3 separate regions of the Homo sapiens genome follow, and regions 1 and 3 are each linked to region 2. The links are chromatin contacts, found by Hi-C or POLR2A ChIA-PET in ENCODE. All regions are on one chromosome and are shown on one strand. The core of a region is the stretch at or near the end of the contact, and the rest is flanking DNA. Distances in the headings are between cores, read along the strand shown. Region 1 holds the start of UBE2L3 (ubiquitin conjugating enzyme E2 L3). Region 2 holds the start of TOP3B (DNA topoisomerase III beta). Region 3 holds the start of PPIL2 (peptidylprolyl isomerase like 2).

Evidence for each region. Hi-C counts contacts between places; a loop is a spot of excess contacts on that map. ChIA-PET counts read pairs that join two places held with the same protein, here RNA polymerase II (POLR2A). Pooled maps may share reads with other maps.
Region 1: a pooled map shows a loop between it and region 2 (5-fold over the local background). The contact joins the promoter of UBE2L3 here to the promoter of TOP3B in region 2. A Hi-C loop is called at or near these places in 2 of 50 pooled maps. POLR2A ChIA-PET finds 5 or more read pairs at or near these places in 2 of 52 experiments (T-cell and activated CD8-positive, alpha-beta memory T cell).
Region 3: a pooled map shows a loop between it and region 2 (6-fold over the local background). The contact joins the promoter of PPIL2 here to the promoter of TOP3B in region 2. A Hi-C loop is called at or near these places in 7 of 50 pooled maps. POLR2A ChIA-PET finds 5 or more read pairs at or near these places in 6 of 52 experiments (HEK293, K562, activated B cell and 3 more).

Annotation. Positions count from the first base shown.
Region 1 is chr22:21,565,667-21,569,408 of GRCh38, reverse strand. It overlaps UBE2L3 (ubiquitin conjugating enzyme E2 L3), which reads right to left and starts at 1,695. Exons shown (of 4, transcript NM_003347.4): 1 at 1,638-1,695. The coding sequence starts at 1,664. RefSeq lists silencers at 1,242-1,381, 1,632-1,871, 2,514-2,701.
Region 2 is chr22:21,980,860-21,984,809 of GRCh38, reverse strand. TOP3B (DNA topoisomerase III beta) reads left to right here and starts at 2,023. Exons shown (of 18, transcript NM_001282112.2): 1 at 2,023-2,080. RefSeq lists enhancers at 1,844-2,138, 1,636-2,622.
Region 3 is chr22:21,663,932-21,668,224 of GRCh38, reverse strand. PPIL2 (peptidylprolyl isomerase like 2) reads right to left here and starts at 2,213. Exons shown (of 20, transcript NM_014337.4): 1 at 2,094-2,213. The coding sequence starts at 2,125. RefSeq lists enhancers at 1,777-1,826, 1,897-2,136, 1,371-2,281.

The sequences.
Region 1 (3,742 bases), core at 446-2,945, 420 kb after region 2:
TTTTTTTTTTTTTGACATGGAGTCTCACTCTGTCGCCCTGGCTGGAGTGCAGTGGTGCAAACTTGGCTCACTGCAACCTCCACCTGCCGGGTTCAAGCGACTCTTCCACCTCAGCCTCCCGGGTAGCTGAGATTACAGGCAAATGCAACCACGCCCAGCTAATTTTTATATTTTTAGTAGAGACAGGGTTTCACCATGTTGGCCAGGCTGGTCTTGAACTCCTGACCTCAAGTGATCCGCCCGCCTCGGCCTCCCAGGAGTGCTGGGATTACAGGCGTGAGCCATCGCGCCCGGCCTGCACTCCAGAAATCTTTCTAAATTTAAATCCACAAGGGTTAATGGACGACTGCACCTGGGAGTAGGGTAGGAAAGAAAGCCATTAACCGACCCCTTATCTGGTGAATGGTGGTGTCACTAGCTTAAGAGATGAGGAGAGGTCTGAAGTCCTCTGACTGTTCTTTTGTGCCCACTTCCACTCCAGTTTTATAAAGTTAATGTCCTCTCTAGCCCTTAGGGAACAAAAGAAAGGAAACGTTCCCAGGGACGGAGGGAATGCTCAGAGACTGTGGCTCCAAGTTCAATGTCTAGCTCTACCAAGCACTGCTCCGCCTAGAACGAACCCCAGCTCTTTATCTCCCCTCAGGAAACTGGCTCCTGGGCCTTTTTTTAATTTCCGGCCCGTTGCAGGCCGGCAGCACTACCCAGCCGCCGACTCACAGATGCTGGCGGGGTGGGCTACAGAGGACCTTGGCAAATCCACTGGCAAAAGTACTAAGCCAATTTAGCATGTGTTCCTCACCAAAAGGTGCCAATTAGCGAGAAAGCACCCTGCTGCATTCAAGATCCAAAGTACCAAATTATTATTATAAACTTTGGCCCGTTTTGATTCGAACGACTGAAATCAACCGTTATCCCCCCAAAAATGGCACTTTATCAGGGAGGGGAGATCGGGATGACTGAGTGGAGGAGAGGGAAGCAGAACCGCGCCGCGATCGGGGCCGACCTCAGGCCTTCCTGGAGTTGGAACTTACCCGCTGTGTGACTCTGCAGTCACAAGGCGACAGTTTGCTAGGACCCAGCGCAATTCCAAACGACCCACCAACAAACTGACCTAACTTTGGCCGCCTGGCCTCCTTCTCTCTTTCCTAGCCCGAACCTCCCAGACTCCCGAGCTGCGGCCGGGCCAAGCGGAGCTGCAAGCCCGGCGCGCTGCGGCCCAGGGCGGGGCGGTTCCGCGGCGCGGGCTCCGGGCAGGGGCTCCGGCGCTCGGGCCTTCCCCGAAGGCGCCCGGTTTGGAGCCTCCCAACCGGGCTCTCACATTAACGACGCCCTCAGATCGGACCGCGGCCTCCGCGACAGGGGGACGCGGCCAAGCTCCGGGCGGAGAGTGGCGTGAACGCCCCGGGCCGGGCTGAGGGGCCGACAGCGGCTCCCAGCGCGGCCTTGCGCTCCCGCCCAGGCTGCGGCCTAGGCCAGCCCCGTTAGCACCTTGAGCCTGCGCGCGGCCCAGGGAACCGACGAGGCCGTGTAGGGCAGGAAGCCAGACGGCAGCGCCCTGAGAAGCCGCCGCCTGCCTCGGGGATCCGGAGCCTAGGACGCCGCCCCACGCCCGGCCGCTGCCAGAGAATGGCTTTTACCTTCATCAGCCTCCTGCTGGCCGCCATCTTGGATTTGGTGCTGCTCCTTCCCCAGAATGCATCGCGGCCGGCCGGGCGGCTGGAGCCCCCGCACTTCCTGGAGCGGGGGAGGGGCCGCGGGGCGGGGCACAGGAGCAGAGCGGAGCACCTACTGTGTGCTTCCCACTGTGCTGGGGGGCGCGTGGAGGAACGCAAGTGAACCGCACAGACTGGGCCTCAGCGTTTACGGATCGTCCAATCAGATGGCAGTTACAACCAGTGCCTGGCACATAGTAGGAGCATAATAAATACTGATTGCATAAAATAGTTGACCAGGCGCGGGGGCTCACGCCTGTAATCCCAGCACTTTGGGAGACCGAGGCGGGTGGATCACGCGGTCACGAGTTCGAGACCAGCCTGGCCAACGTGGTGAAACTCGGTCTCTACTAAAAATACAAAAAATTAGCCAGGCGTGGTGGCGGGCGCCTGTAATCTCTGCTACTCAGGAGGCTGAGGCAGGAGAATCGCTTGAACCCGGGAGGCAGAGGTTGCAGTGAGCCGAGATCTTGCCACTACACTCCAGCCTGGGTGACAGAGGAAGACTCCGTCTTGGGGGAAAAAAAAAAAGTTGAATAACCAAGGTTACTTCACACTGCCAAGCTCTGTGAAGAAAACTGGGTGATAGGAAAGTGACTGTGGGGACATACTTTGAGAGGTCAAGGAAGCCAAATTGAGGAAATGGCCCTACTAAGTGCCAGACCTCTCTCTAGTGCTTTATTTTCTTTAACCCTTGAAACCATCCTCTGGGATACGTTAGCATTAACATCCTCATTTCACAATAAACAGAAGCACAGAAGAAGCCAGTGACTTGCCCAAGGTCACACGGCCAGCTAGGAGCAGAGCCAGGCTCCTGTCACAGGTGGGCTGCTGGCTCCAAAGCCAATGCTGGGACCTGGAAAATGGGAAGGAACAGCTGGGAGGACTGGAGGAGAATGTTTCAAGCAGAGGAAGCAGCACTGGCGAAGACCATGAGGCTGTCTCAGTGTCCAGAATGGAGTAAAAGGATTATAGGGTGGGAGGGAGGCAGGGGACAGACCATGGAGGGTCTTGTAGAAAGGGGAGGAGTTGGTTTCTATTCCATGTGCTGTGAGAGGTCTTTGATAGATATGAGTATTGACTCCATGGTCAGATGATTTTTTTTTTTTTTGAGACAGAGTCTTGATCTGTCACCCAGGCTGGAGTACAGTGGCACGATAACAGCTCACTGCCGCCTCGACCTCCTAGGCTCAAGGGATCCTCCTGCTTCGCCTCCCAATTAACTGGGACTACAGGCACGTTCCACCACACCCTCCTAAGTTTTTTTTTATTTTTTGTAGAAATGAAGTCTCACTGTCTTGCCCAGGCTGGTCTCAAACTCCTGAGCTCAAGCAGTCCTCCCGCCGCAACCTCCCAAAGTGGTGGGATTACAGGCATGAGCCACCACACCTGGGCTGAGACGCATGTTTTAAAGAGTACTTTGGGGCTTGGCACAGTGGCTGATGCCTGTAATCCCAGCACTTTGGGAGGCTGAGGGGGGTGGATCACTTGAGGTCAGGAGTTTGAGACCACCCTGACCAACATGGTGAAACTCCGTCTCTACTAAAAATACAAAAATTAGCCAGGTGTGGTGGTGGGCGAACGTAATCCCAGCTACTCTGGATGCTGAGGCAGGAGAATCGCTTGAACCTGGGAGGCAGAGGTTGCAGTGAGCCAAGTCCGCGCCACTGCACTCCAGCCTGGGCGACAGAGTGAGACTCCATCTTAAAAAAAAAAAAAAAAAAAGGAGTACTCTGATTGGAAAATGGGGAATGGAGGTGGGTAAGAGGATAAGAAGGGGAGCAGGGGCCACTTGGAAACCGGTTGCAATCATTCAGGCAAAGAGGTGACAGTGGTTTGGACCTCAGGTAGCAATGCAGAGAGAAGAACATAGCTTCAGAATATACTCAGACCTTCTTAAGGAGTTTTTCTCTTTTTTTTTTTTTTTTTTTTTTTTTTTTTTGAGACACAGTTTCACTCTGTCACCCAGGGTGGAGTGCAAAATGGCATGATCTCAGCTCACTGTAACCTCTGCCTCCCGGGTTCAAGTG
Region 2 (3,950 bases), core at 774-3,273:
GATCTCCGATATACAGTCTTCGATTTAGGACAATTTCCACCTACAGGATTTTTCAACTACAAAACCAGTATGCATTCTGCACGCTTCTTGACTCATGATGGGGCTACATCTGGGTAAGCCCATAGTAAGTTGAAAATACCATAAGTCAAAAACGTACTTTCGAGTCACAATATTTTCAACTTAAGATGGGTTTATGTGGATGTAGTTCCATCTGAAGTTGAGGAGCATCTGTATTGTAAAGACAGTAATGGCAGGATTTGTGGGTGGTCCAGGATGCTCCCAGGCTCTGTCCCTGAGCAACCAGGAAGATGGAGTTGCCATTTTGGAGACGAAGAACCTACCAAGGTGTGGGTTTGGAATCAGGAGTTCTGCTTTGAAAGTGAAGTCTCACCGTGACTCATAATTTGTGACATTTCCAAACCTTAATTTGCCTATAGAACTTTTCTTTTTCCAGAGCCTCTATCCAGACTACTTATTATTTATCAAAATAAATTAGATAAATAAATAACTTAATTTTAGAATTCATCTTCCAGATATACTTTACACAGATCATTCCAATAAAGGCAGGTTGGGGCCCGGGACAGTGGCTCACCCCTGTAATCCCAGCACTTTGGGAGGCCGAGGCAGGAGGATCACTTGAGGCCAGGAGTTTGAGACCAATCTGGGCAACATAGTGAGACCCTCCCCCTAGACCCCATCTCTACCAAAAAAAAAAAAATTAATTGGCTGGGCTTGGTGGCTGGCACCTGTGGTCCCAGCTACTGGGGAGGCTGAGGTGAGAGCATCGCCTGACGCCAGGAGATCGAGGCTGCAGTGAGCTGTGATCTCGCTACTGCGCTCCAGCCTGGGTGACAGAGTGAAACCCTGTCTTTAAAAAAAAAAAAAAAAAAACAGCAGGTTGGGAAAATCTACAAGGAACAAGGGCAATGTGTGTATGTTATTTAAAATAAGATCATAAAACGTATTTTAAACCTTCCATAATCCTAATGCTCTAACAAATAAATTAGTTGGCCGAGCGTGAAGAGTCACACCTGTAATCCCAGCATTTTGGGAGGCCGAGGGAGGCGGACCACCTAAGGTCAGGAGTTCAAGACTAGCCTGGTTAACACGGTGAAACCCCCGTCTCTACTAAAAATATAGAAATCTTTGGGAGGCCAAGGCGGGCGGATCACGAGGTCAGGAGATCGAGACCATCCTGGCTAACACGGTGAAGCCCCGTCTCTACTAAAAAAATACAAAAAATTAGCCCGCGTGGTGGCAAGCGCCTATAGTCCCAGCTACTTGGGAGGCTGAGGCGAGATCATCGCTTGAACCCGGGAGGCGGAGGTTGCAGTGAGCCGAGATTGCGCCACTGCACTTCAGCCTGGGCAACAGAGTGAGACTCCGCCTCAAAAAAAAAAAAAAAAATATATATATATATGTATACACACACATATATATACATACACATATAAATTAGCTGGGCGTGGTGGCGCACGCCTGTAATCCCAGCTATTTAGGAGGCTGAGGCAGGCGAATTGCTTGAACCTGGGAGGCGGAGGTTTCAGTGAGCCGAGATCACACCACTGCACTCCAGCCTGGGCGACAAGAGTAAAACTCTGTCTCAAAATAAATAAATAAATAAATAAATAAATAACTTAATTTTAGAATTCATCTTCCAAATATATTTTACACAGATCATTCATTCATTCCACAGATTTTTTTACAGCATCGAAAAGAAGCCTGCTATACACACATCGGTACATTTTTATTATTTTAATTATTAACAGCATAAATGTTTTCATGCCAGTTTTCATAATCATTGTAATGATAATTGTCATGATTGTCTCTCCGTGGCGGGGAAGAATCTGGGTGCAGGGCTTGGGGATCCCTGCGGTCCGCGGCGTGCAAGTGCCACTCCCTGGGGTGCTCCCGGAATCCGCGAGCCACGGAACCTAAGAACGCCGACCCGCCGGAGCCGGAGGGCAGACGCTGGCACACCGGACGCGGGGACGCCAGAAGCGGCTGGACCCGGAAATAGGGGTTGTCGGTAGCCGCCCCGGGAACAAGGACCGGAGCTGGATCCGCGGTGCGGCTGTGGGTGAGCGGCGGGCTGCGGGACCCTCGCCCGGCGGCTCAGAAAGGCGGGAAGCGCACGCATTTTTCTGGCTTGTTTCCTGAACGTTGGCCGGCGGAGGACCCGCGAGCTCGGGAGAGCGCCCGGGCCGGGCTCTGCATTCTTGTTGCCTCTTCCCTGGCGGGGGTGATACTCTCCCGCGGGGCTTGCTGTGGGGGTTCAGGGAGGTGGAGATGGGCCCGCCATGTGCCTGCAGGGAGCAGGCGCTGTGGTTAATACTTTTCTTCTTCGAACCCTCCCACAGCTCTTTAGGGTGAGATCTGCTGTACCAGTCTCACAGGTAGGGAAACTGAGGCTCAGGGAAGCTGTGCAGCCACCGGGGCCCAGATCGGTGCGGTACACACCCAGGCAGCTTCCACTCGCCGCCCCCTAGGCCCTGGCTGGGTTTTGAGGGCACCCAGGTTCTCTGACCTGTTATCTGTAAATGAAGTAGGGTACTTTTGTGAACAAATTAGCTGGAATCCAGGGGCAATAATTTCTCGCAGAAGTGAAAGGTAAGATGTTCCTAGTCTTGCCTTTTTATCTTCTCACCTTTTGAAACAGGACCTGAGAGGCCAGCCTAACTTGGGCTTGATGGCCAGCCAGTCCTGGGATTCTTTTGCCAAGGTCACCTGACACTAGTGTGACTTGTTCTGAACCTCCATTTACTCACAGTTTTAAAAAATTACAACACCTGCCTTATGGGGTTGCTGGCGAGATTGAATAGTGTTGATAGCTATGGTGTGCCTACTACAAAGGAGGAGCTTAAGAAATGGTTGTTTCCCTCTTTTCCTGATTCTAGAAGCATTTGGTAAAGTTACTGAGGTGGTAAATCCTAGGAATTTTAATGCTATTCAGACCACTGCTAGGCCTACTCCCAGGCCACATCTGCTTGTTTCTTTTTTTGTTTGTTTTGTTGCAGGCAGAGTCTCACTCTGTCACCCAGGCTGGAGTGCAGTGGCGCGATCTCAGCTCACTGCAACCTCCGCCCCCGGGTTCAAGTGATTCTCCTGCCTCAGCCTCCTGAGTAGCTGGGATTACAGGCATGCGCCACCACGCCCAGCTAATTTTTGTATTTTTAGTAGAGACCAGGCTTCACCATGTTGGCCAGGCTGGTCTTGAACTGCTGACCTCGGGTGATCCACCTGCCTCAGCCTCGCAAAGTATTTGCTCACTGTCTATTTACCGTGAGAATGCACAAAGCAAAACCCGTGTTCTCCTGCTGCTTACTTACTTTCTAGGAGCTGTAAGACAAGAGCTGAATAAGTAGATGGAAGCTGTACCAAGTGTAGTGATGAGTGCTACAAGGAAGCAAAGCTGGGCTGCTGTTCCATCAGAGTGCTCACAGAGGCAGGACAGGATCAGGCTTGGGGCACGGGTTCTAGAACAACCAAGTCCAGCCACTGGAGCTCTGGTCTCTCTGACCCCACAGTCCCAGTCTAGGCCAATAAAATGGCAGCACCTATTAGCATCCCTGCCTAGGATGCTGGCAGGACTGCCTGGTCCCTGGTGTGTCCTCATTATGTCATACATAATTGCTGACTACTCTGTGGCATAGACATGAGAAAATCTGAGGAAACATTTTAGGACAAAATTTCCTACTTTGGAAGAGATGGGAAACTCAGACCCTCACAGAACAATGCCCCTCTGCTGCGAGTTTTCCCTTTTGGCCTCTGGCTTCCCAGGGTGAGAGAAGGGGAGTCCCTAAATCTCTTTTAAACCTCACTTCTGGGCCTCTGATTTTGGTAGAATCAAAACTTCCCCAGAACGGAGAGCAGAGGCCAGTCATAATCACCTTGGTTGTTCATTCATTCCCTCAGCAGGCATTTAGTGCATGCTGGGTGCCAGAAATATG
Region 3 (4,293 bases), core at 964-3,463, 320 kb after region 2:
AAGGTTTTCCTGGGGTTCTCTTGGCCACAAGGGTGTCTGCTTAGCCAGTGGGGGGACTTAGGGTTTTATTTTTAGTTTACAGGGAGGAGCAGGCTCAAGAGCTGAAAATCAAGAGTTCTGTTTAAGGCATATTAAATTCGAGATGTCTGGCCCGGCACGGTGGCTCACGCCTGTAATCCCAGCACTTTGGGAGGCAGAGGTAGGTCGATCACTCGACGTCAGGAGTTCGAGACCGGCCTGACCAACATAGTGAAAACCTGTCTCTACTAAAAATACAAAAATTAGCATGGGCATGGTGGCAGGCACCTATAATCCCAGCTACTGGGGAGGCTGAGGTGGGAGAATTGCTTGAATGTGGGAAGTAGAGGTTGCAGTGAGCCAAGACGGCACCATTGCACTCCAGCCTGGGCGACAGAGCAAGACTCCATCTCAAAAAAAAAAAAAAAAAAAAAAAAAAAATTTGAGATGTCTTTCAGTCCTCCAGTGGAGATATTAAGTAAGCCACTAACTACACAAGACTGGGGAAAGCAGCTTATAGATGACTGGGAAATTATATCACCCACAGAGAATGTTTATGGAAAAGAAACGTATGAGATCTGAGAGAAGGGAGGAGGGTCCAGAAAGGAGACTGGGAAAAGAAAGACCGCTGAAGTCGATGGAAAACAAAGAGCATGTGAAATCCCAGATACCAAAGAAGGGCTTCAGAAGGAGGGAGTGGTCAACAGTGGGACATACTGTTGAGAAGCCCAACAAAATGAGGACTGAGGCTGCCCAGACGCGGTGGCTCACGCCTGTAATCCCAGGACTTTGGGAGGCCGAGGCAGGTGGATCACCTGAGGTCAGGAGTTCGAGACCAGCCTGACCAACATGGAGAAACCCCTTCTCTACTAAAAATACAAAATTAGCTGGGCATGGTGGCGTATGCCTGTAATCCCAGCTACTCGGGAGGCTGAGGCAGGAAAATCTCTTGAAGCCGGGAAGCGGAGGTTGCGGTGAGCCAAGATCTCACCATTGCACTCTAGCTTGGGCAACAAGAGCGAAACTGCGTCTCAAAAAAAAAAAAAAAAAAAAATGAGGACTGAGGATTGAATACTATATTTAGCAACAAGAAGTCGCTGGGAACCTGAAAAGAGAGGCCGCTGAAGTCGAGAGAAAACAAAGAGCAGGTGAAATCCCAGATACCAAAGGAGGGCTTCAGAAAGAGGGAGTGGTCAACGGTGTGACATACTGTTGAGAAGCCCAACAGTTCTGGGGTCGAAATTCTGACTTGAGTGGTTTCAAGAGACTCAGAAAACAGCATGAAGCCACTAGTCTCTCACTTGTTCTTAAGAGAAACAACACGGCGGCAGCGGGAGGGGAACGTGGGACGTGGGGCACGGGGCACGGGTGGATTTTTAAATTTTATTTATTATTTTTGAGACAGCGTCTCGCTCTGTCGCCCAGGCTGGAGTGCAGTGACACGATCTCGGCTCACCGCAACCTCCGCCTCCCGGGTTCAAGCGATTCCCCTGCCTCAGCCTCCCAAATAGCTAGGATTACAGGCGCCCGTCACCACGCCCCGCTAATTTTTGTATTTTTAGTAGAGACGGGGTTTCACCGTATTAGCCAGGCTGGTCTTGAACTCCTGACCTCAGGTGATCCGCCCGCCTCGGCCTCCCAAAGTGCTGTGATTACAGGTGAGCCACTGCGCCCGACCTGGTTTGCTTTAAATTAGAAGGCTCTGCAGCACGTTTGCAGGCTGATAGGCATGAACCAGAACACAGCGAGACGTGAAGTACGGAAGAGGTAGAGACTACTCATTCAAGGGCGAAACTCGCGAACAGACGGGGGACGGTCCGGGCAGAACCAGAGTAAGGAAAACCGGGCTGCGCTCGAGCCCGCAGCTGACGTCATCGGAGCCGCGGCCCCGGGAGAGCGCGGCGGCCCGAGGGTCATTACCCTGACTGGAGACAGGGCGGCAGCTTCCGGGAGGAAGTGACCTTTGGGCTGTGCTCTGGGGAGTAGCTGAGAGGGAAGGCGAGCGGCGCGCAGTGCGGGACAGGCGGTTCACTGAGGCAGAGTGGAGCGCCGCTCCCGACTGCGGCTCAACTTACATTTTGTCCTTTTGGTGCTGTCGCTTCCCCATGGCGGAGCGGCGGCGGCGACTAGCGAGCACGAAAAAACAACGGCTGACAACTCAGACCATGGAGCCGCAGCCGAGTTCCGTGACCACTTCCGGGTTCCGCGGCGCGCCCCGGAAACGGGCGCCTGGCGTGCTGGGAATTGTGGTTCGCTAGCGCCAGGTGCTCATGCTCGGAAGGATCGCCTGCCCAGTATGGGGTCCTAGCTAGGTGTGCCATCTCCCGCAGGCGTCTTTTCGGGGCCGAGCTCCCTCAGCCTCGAAGCCCCATCTTCTTGAGGGGTCTGTCTGGACCGCCTTGTCTACCCCCCTAGCCACGGCTCAGGGCCATTCCCATACTGGGTTCTCAGGTCTTATTTATTTATTTTCGAGACAGGGTCTCGCTCTGTCGCCCAGGTTGGAGTGCAGTGGCACAATCACAGCTCACTACTGCCTCGACCTCCCAGGCTCAAGCGATTCTCCCACCTCAGCCTCCCGAGTAGCTACGGGCACGCACCACCACACCCGGCTAATTTGTTAATTTTTTGTAGAGACAGGCTCTTACAATGTTGCCCAGGCTGGTCTGGAGCTCTTGAGCTCAAGCAGTCCTCCCGCCTTGGCCTCCCAAAGTGCTGGGATTACAGGCCTGAGGCTTCGCGCCCGGCCAGCGCTCAGGTCTTTTTCAACGTCCTCCTAGAGCTTCAAGTCTCATGAGCCTCCACCCCATCCCTTCCCGCCTCCGTGGCAGATGCCTTCAAAGCCATGTACCACTCTCGTTCTACTCGCTCACTTCTCATTCTCTCTGCATATTCGGTCCCCACCGCCTCCAGGCCCCTCGGAGGCCCAGCAGCAGGTGGCCATCAAGCCTAGAGGTCCAAAGCCCTACCTGATCCCTTCCGTCTCTTCTGCCAGACCCTTCCCTTGGGTCAGATCAGTACCTTGGGCCCCTAGCTACACTCAGGCCCAGGGTAATCTTGCCTAGGCTCCTAATTTTAAATGCCATTTGTATCCCATGACTCCCAGTACTAAGTCACCAGCACTCCAGGTTCCTGATCTCCACTTGGGTAACCACTGATCTGAAATGTAACATGTCTGGATGGGCGTGGTGGCTCACGCCTGTAATCCCAGCACTTTGTGTGTGTGTGTGTGTGTGTGTGTGTGTGTGTGTTTAGTAGAGACGGGGTTTCACCATGTTAGCCAGGATGGTCTCGATCTCCTGACCTCCTGATTCGCCTGCCTTGGCCTTCCAAAGTTCCGGGATTACAGGCGTGAGCCACCACGCCCGGCCAATCCCAGCACTTTGAGAGGCTGAGGCAGGCGGATCACTTGAGGTCAGGAGTTCAAGACTAACCTGGCCAACATGGCAAAACCCCATCTCTACTAAAAATACAAAAAATTAGCCTGGTGTGGTGGCACACACCTGTAATTCCAGCTACTTGGGAGGCCGAGACAGTAGCTTGAACTGGGGAGGCAGAGGTTGCCGTGAGCCAAGATTAGGCCACTGCATCCCAGCCTGGGTGACAGAGTGACTCTGCCTAAAAAAATTAAATTAACATGTCTGGTCAAAGTAGAATTTTCTTTTTTTTTTTCTTTTTTTTTTTGACATGGAGTTTTGCTCTTGTTGCCCAGGCTGGAGTGCAATGGTGTGATCTTGGCTCACTGCAACCTCCGCCTCCCAGGTTCAAGCGATTCTCCTGCCTCAGTCTCCCAGGTAGCTGGGATTATTACAGGCATGCGCCACCACGCCTGGCTAATTTTGTATTTTTAGTAGAGAAGGGGTTTCTCCATGTTGGTCAGGCTGGTCTCGAACTCCCGACCTCAGGTGATCCTCCCGCCTCAGCCCTCCCAAAGTCCTGGGATTACATGCATGAGTCACCGCACCCGGCCATAAAGCAGAATTTTCAATCCTCCCTCTTCTCCCAGTCCCCACTCTGCTGAGCAGTACCACCATCCACCCAGTCACCGAAAGCCAGCTATCTTTGCCTTATTTCATGGCTGGCTTCTTATTCTCTAGGTTTTAACATAAGTGTCACCTCCCCAGAGAGACCTTCCCTAACCACCCACTTCCATGCATCTCCCATAAAGTCTGTCACAATTCCTCACAATTTGTAATCCTGTGTAATTCAGTCTGTGTCCCGGTTTACTGAGCACCCTCCCTGACACAACCACTGCCTCCATGACACACATACAGTGGA